Linked DNA regions of Homo sapiens: regions 2, 3 and 4 are each linked to region 1. A link is a contact called in ENCODE Hi-C or POLR2A ChIA-PET data. All regions are on one chromosome and are shown on one strand. The core of a region is the stretch at or near the end of the contact, and the rest is flanking DNA. Distances in the headings are between cores, read along the strand shown. Region 1 holds the start of SRSF7 (serine and arginine rich splicing factor 7). Region 2 overlaps HEATR5B (HEAT repeat containing 5B). Region 3 holds the start of CDC42EP3 (CDC42 effector protein 3). Region 4 overlaps CDC42EP3 (CDC42 effector protein 3).

Region 1 (7,534 bases), core at 3,710-6,209:
GCCACCCCGTCTGGGAAGTGAGGAGCGTTTCTGCCTGGGTGCCCATCGTCTGGGATGTGAGGAGCCCCTCTGCCTGGCTGCCCAGTCTGGAAAGTGAGGAGCGTCTCTGCCCGGCCGCCATCCCATCTAGGAAGTGAGGAGCGTCTCTGCCCGGCCGCCCATCGTCTGAGATGTGGGGAGCGCCTCTGTCCCGCTGCCCCTTCTGGGAGGTGAGGAGCGTCGCTGCCCGGCCGCCCCGTCTGAGAAGTGAGGAGCCCCTCCGCCCGGCAGCCGCCCCGTCTGGGAAGTGAGGAGCGTCTCCGCCCGGCAGCCACCCCGTCCGGGAAGGAGGTGGGGGTCAGCCCCCGCCAGGCCAGCCGCCCCATCCGGGAGGGAGGTAGGGGGTCAGCCCCCGCCCGGCCAGCCGCCCCGTCCAGGAGGGAGGTGGGGGGGGTCAGCCCCCCGCCCGGCCAGCCGCCCCGTCCGGGAGGTGAGGGGCGCCTCTGCCTGGCCGCCCCTACTGGGAAGTGAGGAGCCCCTCTGCCCGGCCACCACCCCGTCTGGGAGGTGTACCCAACAGCTCATTGAGAACGGGCCATGATGACAATGGCGGTTTTGTGGAATAGAAAAGGGGGAAAGGTAGGGAAAAGATTGAGAAATCGGATGGTTGCTGTGTCTGTGTAGAAAGAAGTAGACATGGGAGACTTTTCATTTTGTTCTGTACTAAGAAAAATTCTTCTGCCTTGGGATCCTGTTGATCTATGACCTTACCCCCAACCCTGTGCTCTCTGAAACATGTGCTGTGTCCACTCAGGGTTAAATGGATTAAGGGCGGTGCAAGATGTGCTTTGTTAAACAGATGCTTGAAGGCAGCATGCTCGTTAAGAGTCATCACCACTCCCTAATCTCAAGTACCCAGGGACACAAACACTGCGGAGGGCCGCAGGGTCCTCTGCCTAGGAAAACCAGAGACCTTTGTTCACTTGTTTATCTGCTGACCTTCCCTCCACTATTGTCCTATGACCCTGCCAAATGCCCCTCTGTGAGAAACACCCAAGAATGATCAATTAAAAAAAAAAAAAAAAAAGAATAGACTATAGGCCAGGCATGGTGGCTCACACCTGTAATCCCAGCACTTTGGGATGCCAAGTTGGGTGGATCACTTTAGGTCGGGAGTTCGAGACCGGCCTGGCCAAGATGGCGAGACCCCGTCTCTACTAATATTACAAAGATTAGCTGGGCATGGTGGCTCATGCCTATAATACTTTGGAGGCTGGGGCACAAGAATCACTTGAACCTGGGAGGCAGAGGTTGTAGTGAGCCAAGATCGTGCCACTGCACTCCAGCCTGGGCGACAGAGCAAGACTCTGTCTCAAAAAATAAAATTAAAAAAAAAAAAAGACTAGTATTTTTTAGCATAGACTACTTATTTATATTAAAAATAGAATATTGGTGTGGCAGAGGGGGAAGTTGGGGTCCAGGAGGCGGAGTCTGAGGTCTGCCCACTTCTTGCCCTGCCTTAAAAACAAAAAAACAAACAAAATAGACTAATGTGCAAAACATTTAAATTTTTTTTCCTTTCTTGTTTTAACGTTTTCACATCCAAGCTCAAATGGTGATAATGACTTAAAAGTGAAACTGAAATGGTGAGAGAAGTACGATTAAAAAGGGAACTTTTTCTTTAATATTTATCTGGAAATACCAAATGTAGAAAATGCAGATACATTTTGAAAACTGCTGTAAAAGGCTTATGAATTACTCCCCTTTCCTAAACTAATAATATTTTTAAAATTTAACAATAGTAACATGTTAATAACTAATATTTCATATTAGGAAATATTACAATATTTGAAGAAAGTAGTTTTCATATTCAAACAATCTGAGAATGTAATCTAAATTTAACAGATTTCTAGAGGCAGAAACTTATGTGGGTGAATGTGATTTCAACAAGAATCAGCAGGAATAAAAGTTCTCTGCACAGTAAAATCTCCCTGATTTGGACTGACATTTAGTGAAAAGAATTGGTTGCCTGTTCTTAGAGAAAGAGTGTTCAGTAGAAAGTAGAATAGTCTATGGAAATAGTATACAGTACTATTATTTTTTCATGGTAACCAGATTAACAAAGCCTGGCCTTGTACTGGCCCTGCTTTCATAGGAATAAACAGTATGTAATTAGCTTATTGAACACCTGTCTGCAAGACAAGCATGTCTGTGAATCAGGATTTGAAAGCAATTGGTTATAAATTTTAAAACTGCTTCTGTTTACTATTACTTGCTTAGAAATTTCTTTAGTACAACTATAGACTTTGTTTTGTTTTGTTGGTAGAGATGGGGGTCTGGTTCTGTTGCCCAGGCTGGTCTCAAAGTCCTGGCCTCAAGATATCCTCCCACCTCAACCTCCCAAAGTGCAGAGATTACCGGCATGAGCCACAAAACCTGACTTAGACTTTGTATTCAGAGTCAAAAAAAGTTTATTGGAAAAAAAAAAGTTTATTGAGGTTTATTAGGAATTATACAGTATAACATGCACTGTCTTTCAAGCAGTTATCTATGCTTGGCTCAACAGTAATTTTCTTTTTTTTTGAGTCGGAGTTTTGCTCTTTTGTTTTGGAGATGGAGTTTCACTCTTGTTGCCCAGGCTGGAGTGCAATGGCGCAATCTCGGCTCCCTGCAACCTCCACCTCCCGGGTTCAAGCAATTCTCCTGCCTCAGCCTCCCAAGTAGCTGGGATTACAGGTGCGCACCACCACGCCTGGCTAATTTTTTGTATTTTTAGTAGAGACGGGGGTTTCACCATGGCCAGGCTGGTCTTGAACTTCTGACCTTAGGTGATCCGCCCGCCTCGGCCTCCCAGAGTGCTGGGATTACAGATGTGAGTCACAGCGCCCGGCCTAGGAGTTTTGCTCTTGTTGCTCAGGCTGTAGTGCAATGGCAAGATCTCAGCTCACCACAACCTCCACCTCTCAGGTTCAAGCGATTCTCCTGCCTCAGCCTCCCGAGTAGCTGGGATTACAGGCATGCGCCACCACGCCCAGCTAATTTTGTATTTTTAGTAGAGACGGGGTTCCTCCATGTTGGTCAGGCTGGTCTCGAACTCCTGACCTCAGGTGATCCGCCAGCTTCAGCCTCCCAAAGTGCTGGGATTACAGGCATGAGCCACTGCGCGCGGCCTCAACAGTAATTTTCATAGCTTCTTAACAGAAGAAAGTCAACTTAGTGAGGCTTTACAGAATTTATATTTTATCTTTCAGATACCATATAATCTTTTTTTTTGAGATGGAGTCTTGCTCTGTCGCCCAGGCTGGAGTGCAGTGGCACGATCTCAGCTCACTGCAACCTCCGCCTCCTGGGTTCAAGCAGTTCTCCTGCCTCAGCCTCCGGAGTAGCTGGGACTACAGGCACACGCCACCACGCCAGGCTAATTTTTTGTATTTTAGTAGGGACAGGGTTTTACTGTGTTGCCCAGGCTGGTCTCAAACTCCTGAGCTCAGGCAATCCGCCCGCCTCGGCCTCCCAAAGTGCTGGCATTACAGGCGTGAGCCACTGCGCCTGGCCCCTATATAGTCTTTATAATTATTGTTTAATTCTTTTGAGAAGAACCTATAGATCTTTATAATTATTGTTTCTTTTGAGAAGAACCTTGTTAAGAAAAAAATCACCAAGACTAAGGGAGAACACATATACTCTACAGAGCTTCTATTTTCTTCTTAGAGATCTTCCTGAGAGAGATTAATTCTCTCCATAACTTAATCAACGTAAAAAATATGCATAAAATCATAGCATGACCTGGAAAGAATCCATGCTTTATTCACCAACTAGGCCTGCTTTCCCTGTACTCTCCATTCCACACCTATACTCACCAAATGAAGTTGCAAAAGACGAAAAAGATAAAAATGCAAATACCTAAATGTCTTTTTTTATGTACATTTCCAACTTTTGTGTATTCCAAGAATTTACGATGTAATGTCTATGTTTCTAGCAAAAAAGAACTTTTTCTCTATTTGTAGTTGGTGTCTAGAGCAATTCTAATGTAAAGAAGTTTTGCATTTATTTGGTACTGTTGAGTGGCTGAGCAGCAAGGCTGCTATTTCCACTGAGTGGAGATACACAAAGATGACTTAGGAGTCCCAGTCCTCAGGATCGGAGTATTGGTGGATCACACGTGTTACAAAGCAGAAAGCATTAGGAAAAGCAAATCAGTTACTTTGAGCTTCAGATGCAAATAATTTCCAAATTGTCACTGGCCAAAATGCTTTAAACATTCAGGGTTTTGTCACAATTTCAATATAAAGGGGGGAGGGGGGAGCGGGACCCCACAGCTCTATTCCTTTGTCTTTCAGACTCCAAGAACTCAGACCGTGGTGGTGCAAACTGGTGACTGGTTCAAAAGAAGTTGGAGGGGGCGTGTAGGACAGGAGGCTTTACCACCAGTCCCAGGGTGCGTCAAGGTCTATGGTGTAAAAACCACTACTCAGAATGGCGGGGTTCATGGACTTTTCACCATGGCCAAACCTTCGATTACCTCTGATGAGCCCCAAAGATCAGAGTAGCTGACTAGGCCAGGTCCCCCAGCAGAAGGGCGCGACGGCTGCAACATCAGCGGTTAAATTGTACAGCCTTTCATAGGCCGGTCTAATGCATCCGTACTAAGATTGTTAAGGCTGAGGGTCCCTAGCCTGGGGAAAAACGAAAGGAGGCAGAGGGTAGGGAGACGGGAAAGAAGACAAGGAGGGTGTAGAAAACGGGGAGAGGAGGGGGCGGGACAGCATGGGGAAGGCCTCAGGTTTACTGGAGAGATCGTGGCGTTCCCATAGAAACGTATCCCTCCGCCCATGACCCGCGTGTTAGTCTCTTCAGTTCCTTCCGCGTCGTTTCTTGGCTGTTTCCGCCCAGCTCCTTTGTGCCGCGCAGAACAACGAGATGACGCATGCGCAAAGCGCAGCGGCCGCATATATAAACGCGAACCCGGGCTCTTCCTCGTAGTGCCGCCGGGACTCTTGGCGGGTGAAGGTGTGTGTCAGCTTTTGCGTCACTCGAGCCCTGGGCGCTGCTTGCTAAAGAGCCGAGCACGCGGGTCTGTCATCATGTCGCGTTACGGGCGGTACGGAGGAGGTAAGAAGCTGGAGTCCGGTGAGGGACGTTGGTGTGGGTGTAGTGAGCACTGCGAGGCCGTAGGGTTGTCGCGGAGGTTGGGAGACGGTTATTCCGCGTGCGTAATGGCGGCTTAGGAGCACGCCAGACGAAGCCGGAGGCAGCGGAGGCGGGGTGCTGAAGGGAGACGGGATGGCGGGTGTACATCTCTGCCGAGTTCCGTACTCTTGGGCATTTTTGTGGCCCAATCCAGCCTAAAGCAGGGTTGAGATGACGGTTTTCGCGTTGCCTTTCTCGGAGCTGCCCGCCGGCCCCCCTCCCCCCCCGCCCTCGGCGGCGGCTGCCATTTTGCGCACATTGAGGACCGTGGTGGCGCATTTCCTCAGCGCTTTCCCGCCACTTCAGCGGACAGATCTGGCCGCAGCTGTAAGATCGTGGTTGTGTTTGAGATAGAACGAAATTGGCAGCTGTGAGCTGCATGTTCTCGTCAAACAATCGGTTAAATTGCGGAATGGGAATGGGGACGTAATCTGCGACTGGCGGCTGGGTTTTTTTTAGTTATTTCCAGCGCGGTTTATGGCTCTGGGGCGGGGAGCTGGAGTCTTGGGCGAGCCTGTGCCTGGGACGTTTGCCGCGGAGGACGAGAGCCGGCGCAGCCCTGCTCTCCTGGCCCGGCCCCTACCGAGGCCCTCCCGCCGCCGACGCCGCTGCCGCTGCGGGCCCGCGCGCTCCCGGTGCGCCCGGGGCTGCCGGGACTCATGGGTGGGGCCGGGCCAGGTTCCGCCCCACGCCTCGGTGTATCCTACCACGCGTTTCTGCTTGTGTTCGGGAGGGTCACCCCGCATTATTTAGAACGTTAAGAATTTTGTCAAAAGTCTAGTTTCTCAGGGATTTGCGGACTTTCACCAGTTTTACGACTAAGTTTTGTCTTGGATAGAGGGCATTAAATGTGCTTTACCCAATCTTGAGGATGGCCCGTTTTAAGGCAAATAAGTAATTGAAACTTGGGCCAGATTTTGCGTAACGTGCATTCTTCTATTTGCGTTTTTAAACAGAAACCAAGGTGTATGTTGGTAACCTGGGAACTGGCGCTGGCAAAGGAGAGTTAGAAAGGGCTTTCAGTTATTATGGTCCTTTAAGAACTGTATGGATTGCGAGAAATCCTCCAGGATTTGCCTTTGTGGAATTCGAAGATCCTAGAGATGCAGAAGATGCAGTACGAGGACTGGATGGAAAGTAAGTAAGATGTTATGAATCTTCTGTTCATTAAAATATACTGTGGCTAGATAATGAACTTAGTGCTAAATTTGGATTCTGAAGTCTGGAAGAGACCTTAAATAGCTGGTCATAGTGTTAAATGCTAAAGGCACACGAAGGTTAAAGAAGATAGCGGAGATGGAGTTAGGGCTTGGTAAAGACCGCCAAAGTTTGTTGGGGGGGAAGGAGTGGTTGGAAAGAGTGAGTGGTTGGAAAGAGTTCTTTTTAAATCTATAAGTCCTGAATATATTTTTAACTTTAGAATTTTGTTAATTTGCTTTTATTAGGGTGATTTGTGGCTCCCGAGTGAGGGTTGAACTATCGACAGGCATGCCTCGGAGATCACGTTTTGATAGACCACCTGCCCGACGTCCCTTTGATCCAAATGATAGATGCTATGAGTGTGGCGAAAAGGGACATTATGCTTATGATTGTCATCGTTACAGCCGGCGAAGAAGAAGCAGGTATTTATTTTAATAAAGGAATGGTTGGTATTCTAGTTAATCAAGTAATTCTTTTATTAGCAAGGCAGAAACTAGTGTTTTTCTATAAACTTGAATGTTAATTGTACAGGTGTATTTTACAATTTTTGTTTAATTAAAAAAATGTTACTATATTAATAATCAACCTGGTCAAAACCTTTCAGGTTTCTTCGTTTGAGTCAGTCGCCTTGATTCAGAATGTCACGAGCCTTATGATATCATGCTGAGGCGCCTTGCAAATCCGACAATTAAGATCCTCCTAGACCTTGAGGTGATCAGCATAAGAGGCCAGATCCCCTCGAGTCATCTACACCTAGCTTCACCTTATTCTTTAAAGGGCAGAAAATTTGAGACGGTGATCGCCGTAACAGTAAATTTGGCTTACAATTGGGGCCCCCCTCCGGTTTAGAAAGAGGAACACCAGATTGACCACATTCCCAACTAGAAAAATCTTCTTGCGTCAATCAAGCCTCACCTGGCTCATTTGGCTGTCAGTTTGATCGTCGTTAGATTGAAGAAAACATCTAGATGCAGCGATCGGCTATAGATACTTCTAGATCGTCTAGATCTACTAGACCATGGGCCAAAGAGGGTCGACCTGCAAACTTGCAAGGTTTATTTTAAATACACATTACAGTGTTTTATATTATGTAATGCTAAGTTGTAATTCAGCTTTTAACAAATCTTTTTTTAGGTAGTAAAAAAAAAAATACTCAACAACTAAT
Region 2 (6,906 bases), core at 4,305-6,804, 1.7 Mb after region 1:
CTGCGGTCAGGAGTTTGAGACCAGCCTGGCCAACGTGGAGAAACCCTGTCTCTACTAAAAATACAAAAATTAGTCAGGCTTGCTGGTGTGTGCCTGTAATCCCAGCTACCCTGGACCCTGAGACAGGAGAATCACTTGAACCCGGGAGGTGGAGATTGCAGTGAGCTGTGATCGCACCACTGCACTCCAGCCTGGGTTACAGATCGAGACTCCCATCTCAAAAAAAAAAACAGTGTAATAACAAATTTAGGGGGGAAACAAGCATGTACTCACTAGAAGATATGACAGTAATATATTCATAACTTGAGATCCAAAGTCCCTATTTTAGAATTTAGTCAATTGCTGTATATTTTCTCTGTGCTGTAAGTCTGCTTGGTGTGGGAATAGGGGTAAGACACAGTGCTTCTCATCAAGAAGCTTGCAGTGTACCTATACAGATACCATACTTAGGCTTTCTCGTTAGGTACAATGGATGTAACACTGTGGAGGGAAGACAGTTTTCTCGAGATTTTTATCTAGAGCAATTCTTTTCTTGCTTGCTGTCATTCCTTTCTTTTTTTGTTTTCTCATTAATACGTTATTCAGCTTTGTATGTGCCAGTAGCCAAAGCCTAAATGTATTACAAAACAAAGGAAAATAAATATGATTCAATAAAGAAGAATCTTTGAAATTATATTTTAGGAAAGTTGCTTTTATGTCTTTTTGGCTCACAAACTAGAGAGAAAGGATACAGGTAATGTATGTGACTAGCAGATTATATTAGCCAGGCTATCTGTTGTAAATGCTAGATTGCAAAATATCATTTAAGGTCTGTGTAAGAAGGAGTTTAGAAGGATATTTATGGAAATCCTTTCTGATGTCTCTTTTTGCCTCTCAGCTGCTTACTTTGAATGCCTGGTTGTCTAATAAGTCTAGGAAGGTGGAGGCAGAAACAGAGTTATACCCTGTGGCAAAAAAAAAAAAAAAAAAGTGGAGGCGGGGGGTGCTTTGTAAAGTAGAATGAGGGAAGCCAGAAAAAACTCTGAGAAGGCTACTCAAGGAACATGCCATCAGAGGAATAGTCAGAAGTCAGATCAGTTTTTTTAGAAAAATGTCTCCAAGGCAAATGGAATTATTCTTTTGTGTTTATCAGGAAATCATGGAGTTGTATATACTTTTTTTTTTCTTTTTTTGAGACAGGATCTCAAATCTGGTGCCCAGGCTGGAATGCAGTGGCACGATCATAGCTCACTGGAACCTTGAACTCCTGGGCTTAAGCGATCCTTCTGCCTTAGCCTCCCAAGTAGCTGGGGCTACAGGCATGTGCCACCATGCCTGGCTAGCATTTTTGTTATTTTTTGTAGAGATAGGGTCTTGCTATATTACCCAGGCTGGTCTTGACCTCCTGGCTTCAAGTGATTCCCAGCTTCTCAAAGTGCTGGGATTACAGGCATGAGCCACTGCACCTGATCAAAGTATATACTTTCTTCTTTTTTTTTTTTTTTTTTTTTTTTGAGACAGAGTCTCACTTTGTCACCAGGCTGGAGTGCAGCAGCGCGATCTCGGCTCACTGCAACCTCCGCCTCCCTGGTTCAAGCGATTCCCCTGCCTCAGCCTCTGGAGTAGCTAGGACTACAGGTGCCTGCCACCATGCCCGGCTAATTTTTGTATTTTTCGTAGAGACAGGGTTTCACTATGTTGGCCAGGATGGTCTCAATCTCTTGACCTCATGATCTACCCGCCTTGGCCTCCCAAAGTCCTGGGATTACAGGTGTGAGCCACCGCACCCAGCCAAAGTGTATACTTTCTAATATCTATACCCAGTTATCTTTGATGATTTAACTGTATTTTTATAATAACGTAAAATATCTTATTTTTTTATCTTATGCCTTACTATTTTGTCCTCATAAATATCATATTAGGTATATGTGGTCGCTATGAATATTAAAAAGGAAGCAGAGTCAAAACCAAAAAGAGCAATTAAAAATACTGACGATGATGATGACGACTGTGGTACCATCGATGAACTGCCACCAGATAGTTTAATAACACTGGTACAACCTGAACTACCAACACTCAGTCGCCTGTGGTTAGCAGCATTAAAAGATTATGCACTCTTGACTTTACCAGCCGAATTTTCTAGTCAGCTTCCTCCAGATGGTGAGTATTACATTCTGAGTTTTACTTTTATGGAGTTCAAAGTAGTAGTTAAACAAAATAGAGACGGTATAGACTAGCAACAACAGTTGCTATAGTAACAGTTTAAATTTCTGTGGCTTAAGTTTGATGTTGTCTCAGTTAGAATATGTACTCTATATTGAATTTGTAGATAGAAGATATAGAGCTTTTTTGTTGGCTGAAGCAAACATATTAGCAAGCACTGTTACAATAATAGCTGTATGAGCTAGGGTATTCTAAATAGCTATGGGTAACAAGTCATTATGCATAACCATAGATGTATATTGCTGTACTGTTCAATGTTTGTATTTTCATATTCTATTTCAGATTCCTAGTGTGCCAATAAATTATGTTCCTAAAGTGCTTTGCAAATTGTACTTTAGTTTTCTTATCAAAATCAGTGTAGAAATCGTCAACATTTTTTTCTGTTTAGAAAGTGTGTTATTAGTTCCTACTTGAAGAACCCATTCTCCTTCCTATATATTAATGATAAGAATAATGGAGTTCCCCCGCCCCCTTTTTTCCTTCCTTAATCCATCATAACAGCAAGGAGTGATGAGGAAGTCCTCAGTGTTAGTAGAGGAAACAACAGGAGGTGGAGAGGAATAGCAGAAGAAGAAAGAAACAGAGGGAAGAAACAGAGTTCCCTGGTTGTGATAGAAAGAGAAGATGATAGGGTTTTAGGAGCCACTGGCAACAATGAAGAGGTAAATTCTGTGACAACAGGGTAAGAAAAGGTAAGAATACTTAGTGACATCAGCAGTAGCAGAGGAAAGGCTGGAAAACTAGCATCAGTGAGGAAGAGACAGGTATTCCAGTTCATCAGCTACAGAAAAGGGGTTACTTTTGGTGGCTTTATAAAGAGGAGAAGCCCTTTGGCTAGATTTCTCTTTTGTATGTAACAGGTATTTTTGTTAGTGGTTCATAAATGAGCGAACATGTATAATAGTAATATTTTGGCCGGGTGCAGTGGCACATGCCTGTAATCCCAGCACTTTGGGAGGCTGAGGCGGGTGGATTGAGAGTTTGAGACCAGCCTGGCCAGCATGGTGAAACCCCATTTCTACTAAAAATACAAAAAATTAGCTGGGCATTGCGGCGCATGTCTGTAGTCCCAGCTTCTGAGGAGGCTGAGGCAGGAGAATTGCTTGAACCCAGCAGGAGGAGGTTGCAGTGAGCCAAGATCGCACCATTGCACTCCAGCCTGGGCGACAGAACGAGACTTGGTCTCAAAAAAAAAAAAAAAAAAAAAAAAGTAATGTTTTTAATTGATTTGATTGCTTTACAGGTGGAGCATTTTATACCCCTGAAACTATTGATACAGCTAGACTTCACTATCGGAATTCCTGGGCCCCAATTCTCCATGCGGTGGCACTTTGGTTAAATAGCACAGGATTTACGTGCTCAGAGTCTACAGAAGCAGCAGCAATATCTGGTTTACAAAAACGTTCTACATCTGTCAATTTAAACCAGGCATCAGGAGCAGTGGGTAGTGCTAAATCTTTGCCAGAAATTAACAAAGACAGAATGCATCTGATTTTAGGTAGGTCTGTCATATTAATATATTTCAAGATTATCACTTCTGAAAATTCATATCTTTCATTTTAAAGCTATGGAAAGATTTTGTACAGTATAGCACAGTTCAGAGAAGGAAAAGTGAAAGGATTTTTCACCTCACCTTATAAATTGTTAATTGAATTTTTAACCTAGAAATTAAATTATTAAAAACTACTGAAACTACTTAACTGTCATGCTCATTCACACAGCAATATCGAACAATTTTCAGTAAAAAAACGTAATATGTTTTTTATTCAACAACAGGTTTTCTTTTTACTTGGCACTTAACCAATTATCCCATTAAGAAAAAAATGTTTAAGAAGATTTCAGTGAATCCTAATGTAAAATTGCTTTATAAATGCTTTTTTGTTTCTTGTTTTTTTGTTTTTTGTTTGAGACAGAGTTTCACTCTTGTTGCCCAGGCTGGAGTGCAGTGGCGCAATCTCGGTTCACCGCAACCTCCGCCTCCTGGGTTCAAGCGATTCTCCTGCCTCAGCCTCCCAAGTAGCTGGGATTATGGGCATGCGCCACCACGCCCGGGTAATTTTGTATTTTTAGTAGAGGTGGGGTTTCTCCATGTTGGTCAGGCTGGTCTCGAACTCCTGACCTCAGGTGATCCACCCACCTCGGCTGGGTGCTGAGATTACAGGTATGAGCCACTGCACCCAGCTATAGATGCTTTTTTAACATTTAAGAATTTATACATGGTAATGAAGCTTTTAGTGATCTTATGTTTTCTGGGAGTGAAAAGGAACACAATAAGGTGTAATTATCGGATTCATCAGTAGATCTGGTAAGTGAAAATGTGAAAAACTTCCAAAACAATGACTTTACCCCTATGTAAATTAAAAGCAGTTGTTTACTATGATACCCATTGTGCCTCTATAACTTGCCATTTAAAAACTTTGTATGCATGAAAAATTATTTGGCTACCATTTAATGAAAAACAATTTTATAATGTTTGTAAATTTATTTTCTTAATGTATTATTTTAAAAGTCCTAGAAATAAAAACTTAATATCTTCATAATCAACCTGATGGCATGGGAATTCCTTCTTTCACACATAGCTAATTTGAATATTAACCTAATTGCAAAACTACAACCTTATGTTGAGTTTGGCTGTTTAACTTGGAAACCATTTTGAAGTCTACTTTAAGGTATTAATAAATACATGTTAAGGTAATCTGTAAAAACATAAATAGAGAAGAAATATGGGATCAAACAACATAAAGTGTTTTATAAGTGAAAAAACATGTTTTTATTTTGTGCATTTCAGGTGTGAGTATACAGTTTCTTTGTTCCCCTAGACCTGAGGAGCCCATTGAACATGTTACAGCATGCCTGCAGGCCTTACATACCTTGCTAGACTCCCCTTATGCTCGAGTCCATATTGCAGAAGATCAGGTACAGTGTATTGCTATGATAGATACTTGTGTGGTTTTTTTTTGAGTATTGCTTTACAATGGAAAAAAGGATGGATTTTTTTTCTGTATTGGATCCTATTTTAACATGATATGAATACACTGACTCCCTGTATTTATTCACCCAGTTACTTTTACTCTGTGCCTGGTCTGCCTCAAACGTGGTTTGAGGTTATAGATAGTGAAAGCAGTTTCACTGTGCCTGAATTAGGAGATAGGTACAGTGTGGTAAGTGCTATTTTAGTGCATGTAAAGCTGCAATTAGAATAGAGAGGAGGAGCCCGATGTTGTGATAGGAAAGCAAAGGATGGTTTCTCAGAGTGGGCAATGGTTGAATCAAATCTTCAAGAGGAATTAGTGAGGCAACACATGCGGGACGGGTTTTCCTCTCAGAAAGAATAGCAAATACGAACACTAGGAGGCATGAGAGAACACGGCAAGTTCAAGGGCATAGCCATTTACTATGGCCGATATGAATGGAACATGAGGTTGTTAGATGAGGCTGGACAACAAGGTGAAGACCAAATCATGAAGGTTTCTTGATGACATGTAAAAGAGTTTGAACCCTATCCTGAAAGTGATAGGGAATCATTAAAAATGTTTAAGTAGAGGAATGATGTAACTAACTTTATATTTCAGAAGGATCATTCTGTCAGCCCGTAGAGGTAGGTTGGTTTGTAAGAGATGGGAAGGGAGACAGGGAGGCCAGTTCTGAGGCTTTTTTCATAATTCCAGAGAAATGATAACACTAGCCTAGGAAGGCTGAATAAAGGAAGAAGAAAGAGGACCAAGATTGGAAGCTTGAGGATAAATAGCATTTAAAAATTGAGAAGAAGGAAATAAATCAACAGTGGAAACTGCTAGAGAAGTTTCAGGAGAACCAAAAGAGAACAGAGTTATCAAAGACAAGGGAGGAGTTTCAAGAAGGGTAGACAGAGTCTCAAAAGAAAGAATCGAGTAAATAAGCACAGAAATGAGTCTAGAGGAGGCTATTGGTGACCTCCCGCAGAGGATTGTTTGAGGTGACCAGTAGCCAGATAGTAGAAGATTGAGGAGTGAATAAGAGAGTAAAGGAAGTGGAAGCATCTAGGCTGGGAAAGGAAGGAGCCAGATACATAGAGGAGGACATAGGGTAGATAAAAGGATCTGGAGGCTTTGGGAATAGTGCAGGGGGGACATGTGATAAGAAAGACTTGAGCATTGTCATTATACTGACAAGAGTAGCCTAACTAGAGAGAGAAGTTGAAAACATACGAGATATGATCAGAGTCCTTGAAGAATCCCTAGGAAGTCAAATAGGTTAGGATAGGAGCACATAAGGAAAGATTAACCTCAGATTAAGCCTCACATAAGAGGCTGAACACATGATCTTAAGGAAAGAGGTAAAGGTGGCTTTGGTTGCAGTTAAGTCTTTTCCCCCTCTTTGAAATTTCATTTAGGTTCATTGGATGGATTTGGTATGGAAGATTGTGAGTAAGAAGCTTAAAGTGGGTGGCAAAAGTTTGTAGTAGTTGCTGAAGTGAATAGAAGAGGAACTCACCAGAGATTTCTACAATCTGTGGTAGGCAGAGGTTGTAGAAATTCTTGGATATTCAGCTCAGGTTAGAAATTATAAATTTTAGCAGCACTGGACTCTACAATACTATTTAGCTCAATTATTTCCTTCCAATAGGAGAATGATCATCTCTGAATATAAAGCACATTTAAATATGTAAATAATAAATCATTTGTTGCTTGAAAATACATAGGAGTAAAATGTGACCATTTCTCA
Region 3 (7,517 bases), core at 264-2,763, 1.1 Mb after region 1:
TGTCTTTTGAAGAAGGGAAACAATGCTGGGTCTCTTATCTTCACGGACTGTTTTTGCTTGTCAAACTTCTAACATCACTTCAGCCGAGTTTCGTATTTGACTTCCAACCTCATGGCCATTTGACCTGCCAACTACTATTTTTCTTTGAGGCTTTTAACACCCCACCCAAGTATTTTGCTTTCCAGATTGTGTGCGTTTCCTTTTCACTTCACCTTAAAGTCAGCCTGGGTTTACAACATCGGCTTAAGGCGCACCCTCTAAGGTTTCAGACAGACCCAGGGCACCGCGGTGATGACCTGAAGCTGATATCTCTCGGCAAAGCCAAGGTATCCGGGAGGTTCTCCGCGTTGTGCCAGGATTTCCATCCAACCCGAGAGTCTCAGGGCAGAGGCCAGGCCCCCAGCGTCCGACTCCCAGGGGTCCCAGCCCCCTCCCCTGGCTGACCATGCGGGCTGGGACCTCCCAGCCGGAAAACACCGCCCTTTCCTGTCGCCTACTCCTTCCCCAGGCCGACGACTCGCGGAGGAGGAAGAGACGGAGGCCGATTAAGAAAATTAGCATTCATTAACCCGGTTCACGCTCCGGCCCCGGCGGAGGGGAGGGGCGCGCCGGGCGGCGGCGCTGGCGGTGGCCGGGTGACCGGCGGGCGCAGGTGCCACCGCGGCCTGAATTTTACTCTCTCGGGCCGGCAGCTGCGCCACTTGCGCCTCGTCGCGCGTCTGGGGCAGCCGCCACCGGCTTGCCCCAGCTTTAGGCAAATCCTTTTGAAAGACCCTGAGGGAGAAGAAACGCCTCCCTCTGGGTAGGAGAACCTGTAGCGTCTGCTGTTCGTCGCGTGTCCAGTTGCTCAGCCGGGAGCTCCGGCATCTTCAGGGCGCTTATTCCACTCTCCGGGTTTTGGCTGCAGCTCTGAGGGGAGCGAGCTAGAAACTGACAGAACGCGACCCTCCCCCTCCGCGCCCACCGGAGCCCGGGCTGAGAGGGACCTGGGGAGCTGCGGCCTGGCCGGGGCGGCGCACTCAGGTGGCCTCGCTTCCCTGCGGGTCACCGCCCGCCACTCGCACAGCTAGGTCGGCCTGTTGGGATCGGGAGAGGTGGGCGCACGAGTTTTAGTGCGGGAGTCCGGGGTGCGGGCGGAGTCCTATTGTCCCCGTGCACCCGGGCGGCAGCACCTCCGGGTCCCTCTTTAAACCGAGCGTCCGGCGACCTTTCTTTGTGCTTAGGGAGTCGAAAGCGGCATCTTCTCCGAGAGAAGTCGCCTACTGGGGGGTGGCGCTGGGGAGGTAACAATGGGCGCCCATTGTCCTCCGAGGGTCCAACGGTGACCCCCCCCCGCGCGCGCGCCCGGCCACCGGTTGGCCCCGGGCCAGGGCACAGGTACCGCGGCTGGGAGGGTCGGCCCCGCTGCCCGCGCCCTCCGCCCCGCCCCAGTGAGTCCCCGCGCCGCCGGCCCCGCCCCGCGCCGCCCCGCCCTCCGCAGGTTCAGTCCTCGCGTCCGGCCGCCCCGCGCTCAGTCGCGCGCACCTTCTCTCGCGGCCGGGGGACCGCAGCGCGGGGCTAGCCCGGAGACCCGGCCACCGGCCTGGGGCGCCTTCACGCCGTCTCGGAGCGGATAATGCGGTGAGCAGGCACCACGCCGGCAGACTCGGCTGGATCTGCGCACAGCGGCAGGGATTGCGTGCGCCCGCGGGAGGCCCGGGGCAGCGGCTGGGATCCTCAGCGGCGGCCGGTGAGTCGGGGCAGCCCAGGGCTCCTTCCTCTCTACCTGTCTGTGAGTCTGTCCCGCCCGCGGCCGTGGCCGCTTCCGGCGTGCGCTGGTGTTAGGCTGGGAAACCAGCAGGGAGTCGGGATACCCAGGGCATCGCTTTCCCATCTAGTGTCCAACGGAACGAAGGGGACATAAAGCAAGCCAGGAGGGGGTCCGGCGGCACGACCAGGACTCAGAGCTCCACCATTTGTGCCCACTACTTTTCAGGGTGGGGCTGCGCGGCCACATTGCACCCTCCGAGCTATTGGCAGAGCCATTCTGGGCGCGTATAGCATTTTTCCATCTGAGAACAAGCCGCGCTTGGCTACCGCGCCCCTCGCATCATGGATTGGTACCAGGGCCGCACATGGGTGCATCGCACAGCTCTGCCGTGGCATCGCCTGCCCGGTGCCCTCCTCTTTCTTAATGGAGGACATTGTTAGTGGGGCGCCAACCTGCAGATCTGGATATTGACTTTTTTGTTTTTTGACGGTGAACAGCTGAGACGTTTACAAGGTTTTTTGTTTTTTGTTTTCTTCCCTTTCTCCTTGAAACTAAGTGGCTTGACACAGACAAGTATCAGACATGTGAGGATGAATGGATCTGGCCATTTTTTCGTTATGAATTATTATACTCTATCCCTCTCTCGACTTTGGGAGGCATGTGTTTCATCTTATAAATAGAAAGTAGCATATTTTTGGGCAGGATCTCCTTTATACTGTGCAGTCTAGGAGAGGTCAGTTTAAAAATAAATATGCACTTGAATGTTACATTACTGAGAGCCAGGCTGTGGCTGGGACAAGCTGCGTGGACAGCAGCATCAAAGCCGGGAGCGCAGCTGTGTTGAAAGGAGTAAAAGCCCCAGAGTGCAGCCTAGGCTGACAGTCAAGTAATTACATTTTGTTTAAAAAAAAAAAAAAAAAAAGTGAGCGAATTAAAATGAGGAATGTCAGGAGGGTATTGCAACATGAATCTTTCCAGCCCTGGCGTATTTGGAGGAGTGGGCTGCTGCTGTGTGCTGAGGTTGTAGGGGGGCTCTAGGGAGGGAACTGATGAATGTGTTAGGGAGACAAAGATTCCATCCCCATCTCCCAGCTCTTAATTCTCACAATATCCAAGAGTTTCTTGGGAGTACTGCCTTTTAAAAGGAACAAAAATTAGGAGAGCAGCAGATGTCTGTATTTTAATAGCAAAGCCAGTTTTAGGGACTTCCTGTTAACATCACAGGGAGAAAAAAGACTCACCAGGAACCAGCGATGATGCCCCAAAGGTATCCCTAAGACAATTTAAAAGGCTCCTGTAATGTTCTAATTTACACAAGCTCTTTCATCTTAAAACCAGGAAATGTACCTTCTCTTCTTTTCTGGACAGTTCCAGAAGTCTACTCTTTCATACCCCCTGCAATTTGTGTGAGCTCTTATTGGTAGTTAATAAGCTACACAGGTATGTGTGTGATGCATACCCTTTTCAGAATAGATTTAGACACTCAGAAATAAGTTGGAGTAGTTGTGAAATATTTAGCATTTTCATATGTGAAATAAATGATAAAGGCCCTTTCTATAGTCAAGGAATGGTTGAAATTCTTCATAAAGTCTCCCAAAGAATGCGGGTTTCCCAATGGGCCTCACCCATTTGAATAAAACAGCACCAGCCTCTGGGCTCACAGATAAGAACTTTAGAGGAGAAATTTGGAAGCATTTCTGGATCCATGGCAGTTTCTGTTTTCCAATGGCATCATCTGCTAGAGATTTACATGATGAATTCTATGATTAGAACATGGTGCTGAGGCTGTGGCAGCAGCTACAGGCTTGAAATGAGATGAGCTCCTCTTTCCCTCAATCTGAGCAGTGAAATTGTTTCACGTATCTCTATGGAACAAGTAAAAGCAGCTAGAGTAATAAGTGTTGCACACTTTTTGCTTTTTATTGCACATTTAAGTGCGGTGCAAGATGAATAAATACAAAGCCGTAACAGTGATTGCAGAAGGGCTCACATGAGTTCATTTGCCCTGTCTGCGCTCCAGCCTTTCCTTTAATGTGGTGTTTTGTTTTATGTCCAACATGCTCACAAAAGCTGTGCTTTTTTCATGTATAAAGTTCCTGGTATTCAACAGTGTTGGGGATAAAATTGCTTTCACCTGTATCACCCAAAGATTTTTTTTTTTTTTTTTTTTTAGCCAGGCCATAGATTTTTCACAAATTCTTTGACCATTAACTGTAACATTTATCCAGTGGGTGGAATATAATTCGTAACCTAAAAACCTCCAAGAAGACTGCTCTGATCGTATTATTATTATTATTATTGTTATTCAGATTCTTGCTTTCAGTCAGATTTTATCTAGGCCCAGTCTCATTTCTTACTAACCAGAATCCTGTGAACCTGTATTTCTTTTCATTGATTGAATGAGAAATCTATTTTTAAATGCAGTATGTTTGCCAGAGAACAAGGATAGCCATTTGAAAATACTGGATTCAGCCAGCCACAAAATCTTGTGTGCCTCACCAAGCCATAGAAGACCAAGAATTTTCCTAATATATTGCATTGTTCATTACTTTGGATGTTAAAAGCACTTCCTAAGTGGAGCCCGTCCTATGTGTCAAGCACTCTTCTCAGCCTTTTGTCTTGATTATCTTACTTGTTTCTAGCAATCATCTAATGAAAGAACCGTTGTATCCCCATTTTGCTGGTGTAGAGACTGAGGATAGACCAGTTATATAACTTACCCAAAGTTGTGCAGTAAGCAAAACCTAAACATGCGTGTGCAGTTTAACAACACAATATGTGCAGGCATGAGTGGCTAATCCTATGTGAAAGTCAGCAGCTCTTTGGGTTAAGGGGATGGGAAAAAAAACTGAACTTCTGAAGCCTCCGAGTCAGGCTGCCTGGGCACATGTCCTAGTTCTGGCACTTAACACCTGTGTGACTTTGGGCAAGTTACCTCACCTTTACCTCAGTTTATCCTTTGTAAAATGGAGATAATATTATTTCCCTGAGGATTAAAGGAGTTAAAAAAGATTATGTACTCAGAACAGTGCCTGGCCCAGAGTAGCCACAATAAAAGGTTGAGGTTTTCAATGTTGCTTTTGTTTTTTTCCTAGGTACTTAATACTGGTTCTGTCATGTAATATTCATAACTATTCTTTGAGAGAGATAGTACAGTGGTCCCCAATTACCCGTGGTTTTCTTTTCCAGGGTTTCAGTTACCCATAGTCAACCATGGTCTGAAAATAGGTGAATATGGGGCATTTTAAGAAAGAAAGAGACCATATTCATGTAATTTTTATTACATTGTTATAATTATTCTATTGTTAATCTCTTACTGTGCCTACTTTACAAATTAAACTTTATAACAGGTATGTATGTATAAAAAACAACATAGTATATATGGGGTTCAGTACTGTCCAAGGTTCAGGCACCCACTGGGGGTCTTGGAACATATCCGTGGAGGATAAGGCAGACTATTATATTGCTCTTCTTTTCCAGATGAGAACACAGGCTCAGAAAGGTTTAGTAACGTGGCCAAGGTCACACAGCTAAATAGCAGAAGCAGGGTTTGAACTCAGGTCTTTTTGACCTTATACTAAATACCACACCCCCACCAATGGGGAGGAGGGGCAGAGAAGTTGTTAAATCTGATTTTTGTTATGACTTTTGGCCTCTGGCAAGGAAATAATTTCATATCACCCTGTATCTCACAGTTGAAGATGACAGTAATTGCCAGCCTTGAGGAACACTATGTAAATTATTTTATTATTAAAGATGATTCAATCCCACATATGTGGCATGAAAGTGGATCTAGCATGAACACTGCTAGGGTTAACATAAGCAGTTTAATTTATGCCATAAACGAAGAGATTTACTAGGTGAAAATGTGGGACTATATGGTGAGAAAGCAAGCCAAGCCACAGCCAGGGACAAGGACTTCTGGTGGCTGGGGATGAAGTGAAGCTCTAGCATAGACTGTGTGCTCGCTTCAAAATTCTGGGGAGCCCGGGGTTGCAGAGTCCAGTAACCACCTGTGGACAATCCCCTCCTTGAAGGCAGGAACCACACTACCTGGGCCTTCAGTCCCGGCACTCAGTGGACGTTTTAGTCCATGTTTGTTGATGATGTTGCTGCAAGAACTCAGCAGAAGAGGAGCTACAGGTAAAGTGAACAGAAAGGCACTGGGCTGTGTCCATGGCAGAAGTCAAGCCCTGTTACAGTTCAGCATATCCCCTGGGCCCTGCTAGATAAGAAACACACAACAAGGAAACCTTTGAAACCTTGTCCTTACTGCTTGCCCCGGAAAACCCACAGGGCCTGCCTTGGCCTCCACTGCTTTGATGCTCTGGGTTTGTGATTAGCTGTGGGGATCAGCTCCAGAGACTTCTCAGATGGAAACAGGGTTCTGGAAAGGACAGTCCGAAGTAACTCAGGTAGCCTCAAAGCCAATGGTTACAGTCTTGGAGCTGTCCAATTCCATTTGAAATCTTCTCCTGTCCCCACCTCTTAAAGGCTACAAAACAAAACAATACCCCACAAACCAGAATAAGTAGCCATGTAGTTCTAAAGCAATAGTCAGGTGTGTTTCTTTCCTTAAAAAAAAAAAAAAGCTTTCTCCTTGATATACTTCAGTGCCAAGTTTCATCAGAATCACATGATGATGGACTGAATTTGACAGTACCTCTGGTAGAAAAGCAGTTTTCAAATTTTAACCATACAGTTTTATAATACAAAGCATGATGCTGAGATTTAAAAGATTACTATTTCTAAATAGCCAAGTAAACTGTGTGAAAGCTGATGAGTTCCAAACTAGTGTTTGCTTAGTCCTTACTGCTTGCCTAAGTCATGAATTAATAGAATTCTAGAATCCCAAATTTAAAACTTTTTAAAAAGGATTTTCAGTGGATTGGGTTTTATTTCCATATTGGATAAAGTTATTATTAGCCTTCTAGCCTTTGGCCCTTTGTTAAACCATGTTGCAGAGATCACACACCTGCAATTAGGTAACAGGGTACCGCCTAAAGTGTACCTCGAGCCATGAATGTCATAAAAGTATTCTGTGGGACCCCAGTTTGATGAAGGTCCCTTTCTGCAGGACTTCTCAGAACATTTAAAAAGCCAGTGTATATAGTGAATCTCCACAGGGAGGTCGTGTCCAGAGTTTCTCAAATGGTTTTGCCCACTGAGCAGCTGCAGGACCAGCCTGGCAGGAAACACACTCTGGGAAACACAGAACAGAAGCTACATAACCGCAGTATGTCCTACAGAGCCGAAGCAACCCAGGGACATTTTAGTTAGAGAACCACAGGCGTTACAGGAAGAGAGCGATGAGGATGTACCAGGAGATCCTGGCAAACGCTGATAAAACTAATGGAGAATTAAGTGAGGGCAATCAAAAGGGGTGTCTGTGTGTAGAAATAGAGATTAAAAAAATACCAATTCTGGTCTTAGCTCTGACCCAAATTGTATAACCTTGACCTCTTGGGGTTTTCTTGTTCTCATCCCTAAAACGTAGCATTTGGTGAGAGATGATCTCAGATAATCTCTGGCTCCAGAACAGTGAGCCAGGATCAGTGGCACCTATTAGCATAGCTATCTTACTACTAATAATGTAAGACTCTGGGTTGAAAAACAGACCCGTGCAGATCTCTGGCAGAGCAGCCTGAGCAAGCGTGGAAGGCAGGGAACTTCCAAGTCAGGCCTCTATTTAGACAGCTTCCACATTTGGGAATCCGTCATGTTCTGGTGACAACCTGAAGGTCCTATTTGTAGACACATCATGCCA
Region 4 (7,375 bases), core at 3,411-5,910, 1.1 Mb after region 1:
GGCAGATGCCTAAGGCAGGCAGGGGGAAGAAAGATGGCAAATCCCATTTGGGGCAAGGTTTATGAGTATTATATGGGACAAGGGAAGCAAAGTAGAGAAGTCTGGAATATAAGGGAAGGGAAAGGCCAATCAATGCTTTTCAAACTCTCTGGGAAGGGCCACTGTCTTTTTGTTTGTTTCCATTTCCAATCCATTGTACAATACTACTGTGCACAAGGAATATGGAGCTTGGGCCACACACAACCGCCATGCAAGCTCAACAGCATACAGCTCCCAAACTTGTCAATAGCCTATTCAGTAAGAAAAAAATCTGTTGGTCACATGCTTGATGTTAAGGCAATGTCAAAAAGATCTTGCTTCCAACTTCTGTTCTTATCTCATCATGGACTGTATGAACCCACTTTGAGTAGCACTGGTCTGGACTTAAGTAGATGCATGTGGGTTGAAGGTACTGACTTGGAAGTTATCCCTAGAGGTGGTATGTGATTGCCGGGGGAATTGTTGAGGAGTGGGGGATGGGCAGCAGCCATCCAACCCTATGAAAATGCCAACATTTAAGACAGGGGTTCAGACTTCTTCTGTAAGGGCTCAGTTAATACTTTGGGCTTTGAGAGCAACATACAGTCTCTGTCACAGGCTACTCAACTCTGACCTGATAGAGCAAAAGCACCTTTACTGGGATTTCTCAACTTCAGCACTACTGAGATTTGAGGCCAGATAATTCTTTGCTTTGGGGAGTTGTCCTGTACACTGTAGGATGTTTAGCAGCATTCCTGGCTTCTACCCACTAGATGCCAGGAGCACACCACCCCCAGTCACGAAAACCCACAATATTCCCAGACATTGCCAAATATCGCATAGGGAACAAATATCACCCTCAGTTGAGAACCCCACTGAGCTGTAGACAGTACATAAATGAATAGGCATAGGTGTGTTCTAATAAAACTTTATCTATAAAAACAGGCAGGGGGCCGGATTTGGCCGGCCTGTAGCTTGTAGACCCTTGACTTAAGGGATGGTCAGAAAGAAAACTAGAAGAGCTTATTCAGTAAGATTTGAGGGCCTTCTGTGTCCCCAGCTCAAGAGGAGGCTCTGTAAGTGATTCAGCATAAAAAGGAGGAGAGTTTTCCCAACAGGAACACTCATGTATAGCCCTTTTGCTTACTTTATTCTTTTTGAGCTCACCAGCCACCTGGAAATATCAGGCATTAAAACCACAAAACAGGAAAACAACAAATCACATAATACAAGCCCTCCACAACCCCTAAGAAAACCCCTAAGCAAAGCAGTAGCAAGGTTGGATTACGTGAGGTGCATTCGAGTAGACTTCCTCCAGGAAGGAAGTGCATCTGGAGCAGGTCTCAGAGGATGTTGTGAATAGAGGCTGATGGTAAGAAGGTGGGAGAGCTTTCCATGTAGGGAACACAAGGTTCTTAGTTTCAGGTTAGGAGGGAAATGAAGTGTCAGTTAGGAAGCTAGGGAGCTATTGTCCCCAGTGAAAGCCTGTGATTGTTCACTGTCGCATGCAATGGGCTTCCTCTGGGAAAAGAATGAACAGCACTTAACACGATTTTCTAAGAACAGGATGTTTGTTTTTCTCCTCGAGGATGGCGGGGGGCGGGGGGTGGGGGGGGGGCTTTGTTACTTTACAATTCAAATCTTTTGACGTTTACCACAAGTCAAATTCCTTTTGAGATTCTTGTTGACAATAGCAAAAATACTGAAAAGTCCTAGTGAGTTAGAGATGGAGGGACCAGTGTCTAGGACCCTTCTTCTCATTTTTGGCTTCTGACAAGGTCAGGTTAGCATCTCCACCTCTCATCCGTGTTGCGCTCTTGGTGTGTCATTTCCTCTTGGTGCTGTCAGACTTCAAGATACATAGTCTTCAGGTTGGCAGTCCTTGAGTTATCAAATCGGCAGTGGCTACAGAATGCAGCTATGGCTGGAATCCTAGCTCCTCCACATTTTGGGTGATTGACTGGAGACACAGGCTTCATCTAAGACTGCTTCCTAAGAGGTATGCTCTGAGCATTACATGCCTGCCTGGCCCACAGAAAGCACTCATGCTAGCTAGTACTCTTCACAGGTGTAAATTATTTAGAGAACAAAGCATTTCAGATTTGTCACTTTCCAGAGAGCCTCTGTAGACTTGCTCTAGGGTTTGGCCCCCGGGAGCAAGTCAACCTGGCTCTCATGATGGAAAGTCTAGCAGGGGTTATGGATTTAACACTTGTGAATTTGAAGTTCACTGTGGGCCATGTGTTGTGGGAGGCAAAAGATGAATAAGCTCATGCCCACAGAAGAGCTTTCAGCCTAGTTAGAGGGAAATCATTCAACAAATATATTTGTAGTAACACATATACAAATAACGCAAGGATGTTGGTAGTGGAAGTAGATTGAGAGTAGAATGACGACTACCAGATTCCACATATAGCCAGTGCTGGTATCATACAGAAAAGCCATGTTTCAGCCCATCCAAGGAACGTGGATTATTGTAGACAGCCCTAGCAGGGTGGCAGAATAGCATGGAAGTCCTGTATTTGTCCCTTTACCCCATCAGAGAACTTGAGAATGTGGCCTAAAGGCAAATGGCTAGGAACTTTGCCCTCCAAGGTAGTATGGGTTAAATGACCATAATCTGAATTTCTGGACAGTGTCAGCTTATTATTTGGGATCATTTGAAATTACCATTACCAGAACTGGAGTACTGCATAGAATAATTGCTGACTTAAATATTAATATTTTGTGAGCAACTGAGAGCAAGTTCCTTGCTTTTGAGCAGAGATTAGAATGAATATCCTGGCTGAATACTGCTGAAAACTTCAGAGTCAAGTTCTCTTCCTGTATTGATATTGTCCTTGCAGCATCACAGACCAAGTCAGATCCATTAGTTATGGAAACACGTGAGCAGTTCACAGCAATGGCCTTATCAGAGATTCACATCCATGAAACTAGAGTGCCTGCCTGGGTGCTTCTGACCAGCCCTGGTGCCATGTACAACACGTCCTGATAAATGAACCAGGCATGAGAGGACTTGCCCTCCTCCTGCCTTGTTGTAACTGCCAGAGTTCTATGTCCACATTGAGTCTTCCCCAGTAACTCATTTTTATAGGAAAAAAGGTCCTAATGGCCTCTGTTCAAAAGTGCAGACTTGGTGCTATGTGAGGTGGACCTTCTGTCTTCCAATTTTGCTTCTAAGAGATCTTTCAAATTAGATCCCATAAAAATGAGACGTGTACACAAATTAGCACTGAGTCTCACATATGGTATTTGTGGGTCTGTATATAATCAGGGTTGTAAAAGAACAATAAATTCAAGCTGTAGCTGAATCACAAATGAAAGTCCTTTAAAATAATGGAAGGTGAGATGTATCAGACTTTGAATGGGTCTTTAAAATACCGCCTGCTCGTTCTGGCTAAGTTCATTTGCATAACAGAGCTCAGCAGCTGGGGAGCCAGCTAATAGAGTTTCATAGTCTTGAAGCTTAGAGCTATGTCCTCAGTTTAGATGATATGGGGAGAGGGTAAGAATCTAAAAATAGAAAAGGCATCTTCTTATCTTCTCAAATGGGTGGAGTTAAACAGACTGAAAATATGAAAAGCATCCCCTTCGGGTTACTGGGTGCTTCTGGTTACACTGATTTCCGCCTTAGAAATTCAGCATTGAACTTAAATGAAAATCTAACACTATGGGGTTTTTTTCCCCTTCAATTTTAAAATTATTCAGAGAAGCACTCCTACAGAGGTTTGTAAAAGGATTGACATGAGCGTCCACATTGTAGTAATATTTTAGTGTTTCTGATCCCAAAGATTGGCTGGTCATTTCTATATTAGTAAGAAGACTGCCGTGTTCAAAGAGAAAGCTTCTTCAAGGGAAAGTCCGTGTGCGTTTTTCTATGGAAAAGTGACATGGGACTACAAGGAAATTGGCAGTGATCGTGTTCCCATACAGGAAACTCAGAATAAATGGGAACGTGAACACCTCCCTTCACGCACTGTCAGGGAGGCGCAGGGTAACCGCCCTCCCCTCTGTGAGAGCTTCATCCCATGGCCATACTTGCTGTCCCCTCCCCACCCCAGCCCATTCCATCTTTTGAGAAACCTGAGCTGTTACTTGGAGGAGCCAAAATCTTTCCTTGTAGTTTCTGCTTGGTAGCTCTAGGGCCTCCCAGAACAAGTTAATTCCTTTTCATTACAATTAAATGAATCCTTCAGATCCCTTAAGATTAGTTTTCTCTTTCTATGAGTTCTCTTTAAGCTGCTCTATTCCTTCAGCCTCTTCTCACATGTCCTAATCGAGCTCCTTCACTTCCTCCCATTTGCCTCCCTCTGAACATGCGGGGACATGTTCCAGGTAGCCTTTATCCCTTCTAAATGTGGAGCCTAGGATCATGTTCTGGGCGCTTGGCACAGTGGAATTATTATCTTCTGGTTGGCAGCAGAGAGACATAGCCCACAGATGGTTGGGGGTAGGGAGGCGGCGGAGGGTACTTGGCCGAGTCATCATCCTCCCCTAGGACTGTTGGTTCCAACATGCAGGAGGAGTCGCTGGATACTCTGGCATGGGGCTCAGATGGTGCAGTAGTGCAGTGGTGCCGTGACTGGCCGCATAGTGCGACTGTGCTGAGGCAAAGCGAAAAGTGATCAGAAGCTGGAATGTCCCTGAAGGATGTGACAACCGAGCCAGAAAGGGGAAGTCGGATGCAGGCTCACTTCCTGCAAGGAGGAGAAAAGAACAGAGCCGCAGGTCCCTGGGGGCAGTAGCACCCCTCAACCCACCTGCCCATTTTTATACATGTGTGTTTTAAATTAACACTGCAACCTGTTTTGCAGGATGCAATTTTTTTTTTTTTTTACTTTTTCTCTCCACTAAGAATTAATCTAAAAACAATTAGTAGGCAAACCAAACATTCCTTTAAAATAAATGGAATTTTAAAAATATCCCAACTCCTTGGTTCTTTTCAGAGTCCTGTAAGTTGCCAGTGCATCAACTCTAAGTAACTTAGGAGCTGATTTTTCTGTCTGTCATTTTTTAAAACCGCTTGATTTTCCCTTCCTCCTGGCTGCTGCCCTGTTTTGATATTTTCAGCATCATTCTGTTTGCCAAAAAGATGGTAAGAAATGAAGCAAAGCACCGCTTCAGTTTTTTTCTTAACCAAATTATTTATTACTGCTGTGATTATTTCTATCATTATCACTGTCATTTACGCTTCAGTCAGTCACAAGAAACTAGAATTGTCTAGCCTAGTGCAACCCGGCTCTCTTCCTTCCTTATAAAAACCAGGGCCGTAGCTTCCTCTCCGGTCCTTTTGTGTATTGAAACTCTTGGATTTCTCACACAACCTGTAAGGGAGCATGTCCGTTCTCAGCAGCACTGTGCCCACCTGTCTGCCTGCCACATGTGTTCTCTCTGACCTGCCACATGACTGACTGGCAAGCTGGACCCTTTTGTTGGCAAATCTTTTCTCTCTAGTGCCCCAGGAACTAGAGCATTTGTTTTTAAAGGAATCTAACTTCTGAGATGAATGTTATCTCCAGTGTTATCTATGAAGGGAAAGAGGAACAAACCATGATCCAAGAACTAGGAGAAAGTTTGTGGAACTAGAAAGAAACCAGGAATAATTGTGGGAAGTTCAAATTTCAGGGTCAAGGTTTTTGAGAAAGGGCTAACTATAAGAACCTTTGTCTGTCTTTTAAGATTTAGGTAAGATAGTGGGAGTAGAGAAATGCAAGAAAACTAGAGAGCCAGGCATGGTGAGGCTCATCTGTAAGCCTAGCTGCTCGGGAAGCTGAGGCAGGAGGATCACTTGAGGCCAGGAGTTCAAGACCAGCCTGGGCAACATGGCAAGACCCCTTGTTCTAAAAAAAAAAAAAATTGTTTTTAATTAGCTGGGAATGGTGTTGTGCACCTGTAGTCTCAGCTACTCAGGATGCTGGGGCAGGAGGATGGCTTGAGCCCAGGGTTTCGATGCTGCAGTGAGCTGTGATCATGCCACTGCACTCCAGCCTGGGTGACCACATGACTTGACCCTTGGTTGCAGGAAAGGGGTTCAAGATGAGGAAAGGACAGACACGAGTGAATGTGCTCAGCACCCTCAGATGGCTCAGTGCCCACAGGTTAATGCTGGTGTTGAGAGTTTTGACTGAGACAGAAAGCTAAAATTCTCTCATCTGGGTTGTGGAACACCCAGGAGGGCCCGCTCCCTAGTTGTAGTCTGGTAATTCGCTTCCGGCCTGTAAGCCTTTCCTGTTTAGCTCCTCCTTTTCTCTTTTCCCAGCATCCCTTCCTCCAAGCAGATCCTTCTTCCTTCTGGGCAGAACGCAAAGCCCTGGGGTTCCCCTGACTCATGCTGACTGTTCTGATGTGTTGGTCATTCACCAGCAGTCTCCTGGAACCCAGGTGTCTTCTATTTTCTTTTTTTTTTTTTTTTTTTTTTTTTTTGAGAGGGAGTCTTGCTCTGTCACCCAGGCTGGAGTGCAGTGGCACGATCTTGGCTCACTGCAAGCTCCGCCTCCCGGGTTCATGCCATTCTCCTGCCTCAGCCTCCCAAGTAGCTGGGACTACAGGCGCCTGCCACCAGGCCCGGCTAATTTTTTGTATTTTTAGTAGAGACGGGGTTTCACCGTGTTAGCCAGGATGGTCTTTATCTCCTGATCTTGTGATCTGCCCGCCTCGGCCTCCCAAAGTGCTGGGATTACAGGCTTGAGCCACCATGCCCGGCCCCAGGTGTCTTCTTAAAATGATGAGGAGGGATGGGATTTCAAGTCATGGCATATAGGCCCATTCCATCATCAAAGGTTATCTGTGTGTGTCACTAGTCACCCTTGCACAAGTTGCTGTCCTCACGGGCCCAGGCGATTCCACCTGCCTGCACTTCCCTCCTCGCTCATGCCCTGGCCAGCAGCTCCTCCTGCATCCTCTCCCACCTGTTGAATTTTCTCACTTTCCTTTCCGACTACAAATGTTTCTCTTCTGAGATCTCTTCCCTTTTACAAAGTACAGATCCATGCTGCCTCTTTGGTGAAGGCCTGATCACAGAAGCAAAAAGTGATCTGTCCCATAGCCAGGGTCAGGGGAGACGTGGCTCAGGCCTTTTGTGAAGTCTTCATATACCCACACACTGCCATTGCAGATGCTGCTTTTAGACACATTTTCCTGATGTTTGTGTTATGATCAGTAACTCATAGTAGGCTTTTCAGGACCTAACAGCCATGTATAAAATTGGCTCTCCAGGAAAGCCTAATCTGAGCCCTGCATACACATTTATATATTTGTGATTTAAAAAAAAATAGCCAGTTCATTAACATGATTTGAAAATCCAAAATCATAAAAGGATAGTGAAATTTCTTTGCCACCCTGTTCCCCTTCCATCTAC

The links. A loop is a pair of places that touch in the nucleus more often than their neighbours do. ChIA-PET counts read pairs that join two places held with the same protein, here RNA polymerase II (POLR2A). Pooled maps may share reads with other maps.
Region 2: a pooled map shows a loop between it and region 1 (4-fold over the local background). The contact joins the enhancer-like site here to the promoter of SRSF7 in region 1. A Hi-C loop is called at or near these places in 2 of 50 pooled maps. POLR2A ChIA-PET finds 5 or more read pairs at or near these places in 4 of 52 experiments (Caco-2, IMR-90, WTC11 and 1 more).
Region 3: a loop to region 1 is called in a map with no recorded cell type, with 7 times the contacts of the local background. The contact joins the promoter of CDC42EP3 here to the promoter of SRSF7 in region 1. A Hi-C loop is called at or near these places in 1 of 37 single-sample maps with no recorded cell type and 9 of 50 pooled maps. POLR2A ChIA-PET finds 5 or more read pairs at or near these places in 2 of 52 experiments (CD4-positive, alpha-beta T cell and activated naive CD4-positive, alpha-beta T cell).
Region 4: a loop to region 1 is called in a pooled map, with 4 times the contacts of the local background. The contact joins the enhancer-like site here to the promoter of SRSF7 in region 1. A Hi-C loop is called at or near these places in 1 of 37 single-sample maps with no recorded cell type and 2 of 50 pooled maps. POLR2A ChIA-PET finds 5 or more read pairs at or near these places in 3 of 52 experiments (A673, OCI-LY7 and activated CD8-positive, alpha-beta memory T cell).

Annotation. Positions count from the first base shown.
Region 1 is chr2:38,748,786-38,756,319 of GRCh38, reverse strand. It overlaps SRSF7 (serine and arginine rich splicing factor 7), which reads left to right and starts at 4,959. Exons shown (of 8, transcript NM_001031684.3): 1 at 4,959-5,091; 2 at 6,126-6,306; 3 at 6,615-6,791. The coding sequence starts at 5,064. RefSeq lists enhancers at 360-1,111, 4,455-4,514 and silencers at 5,375-5,474, 5,685-5,874.
Region 2 is chr2:37,003,844-37,010,749 of GRCh38, reverse strand. HEATR5B (HEAT repeat containing 5B) reads left to right here. Exons shown (of 36, transcript NM_019024.3): 28 at 1,902-2,139; 29 at 3,446-3,700; 30 at 4,991-5,118. Among named protein-coding and RNA genes, the nearest start is that of STRN, 41 kb to the right of the region's middle. Within about 2 kb of position 5,554, at least 2 of the 41 ENCODE cell types and tissues checked have a DNase peak (open chromatin) inside an H3K27ac peak, as active enhancers do.
Region 3 is chr2:37,665,638-37,673,154 of GRCh38, reverse strand. CDC42EP3 (CDC42 effector protein 3) reads left to right here and starts at 1,513. Exons shown (of 2, transcript NM_006449.5): 1 at 1,513-1,729. RefSeq lists silencers at 535-704, 925-994, 1,005-1,064, 1,235-1,724.
Region 4 is chr2:37,651,241-37,658,615 of GRCh38, reverse strand. All of the region lies in intron 1 of CDC42EP3 (CDC42 effector protein 3), which reads left to right. Among named protein-coding and RNA genes, the nearest start is that of CDC42EP3, 17 kb to the left of the region's middle. RefSeq lists enhancers at 1,139-1,644, 2,091-2,210, 3,608-3,667, 4,335-4,544, 6,167-6,356. Within about 2 kb of position 4,660, at least 27 of the 41 ENCODE cell types and tissues checked have a DNase peak (open chromatin) inside an H3K27ac peak, as active enhancers do; they include OCI-LY7, where a contact is called at or near this core.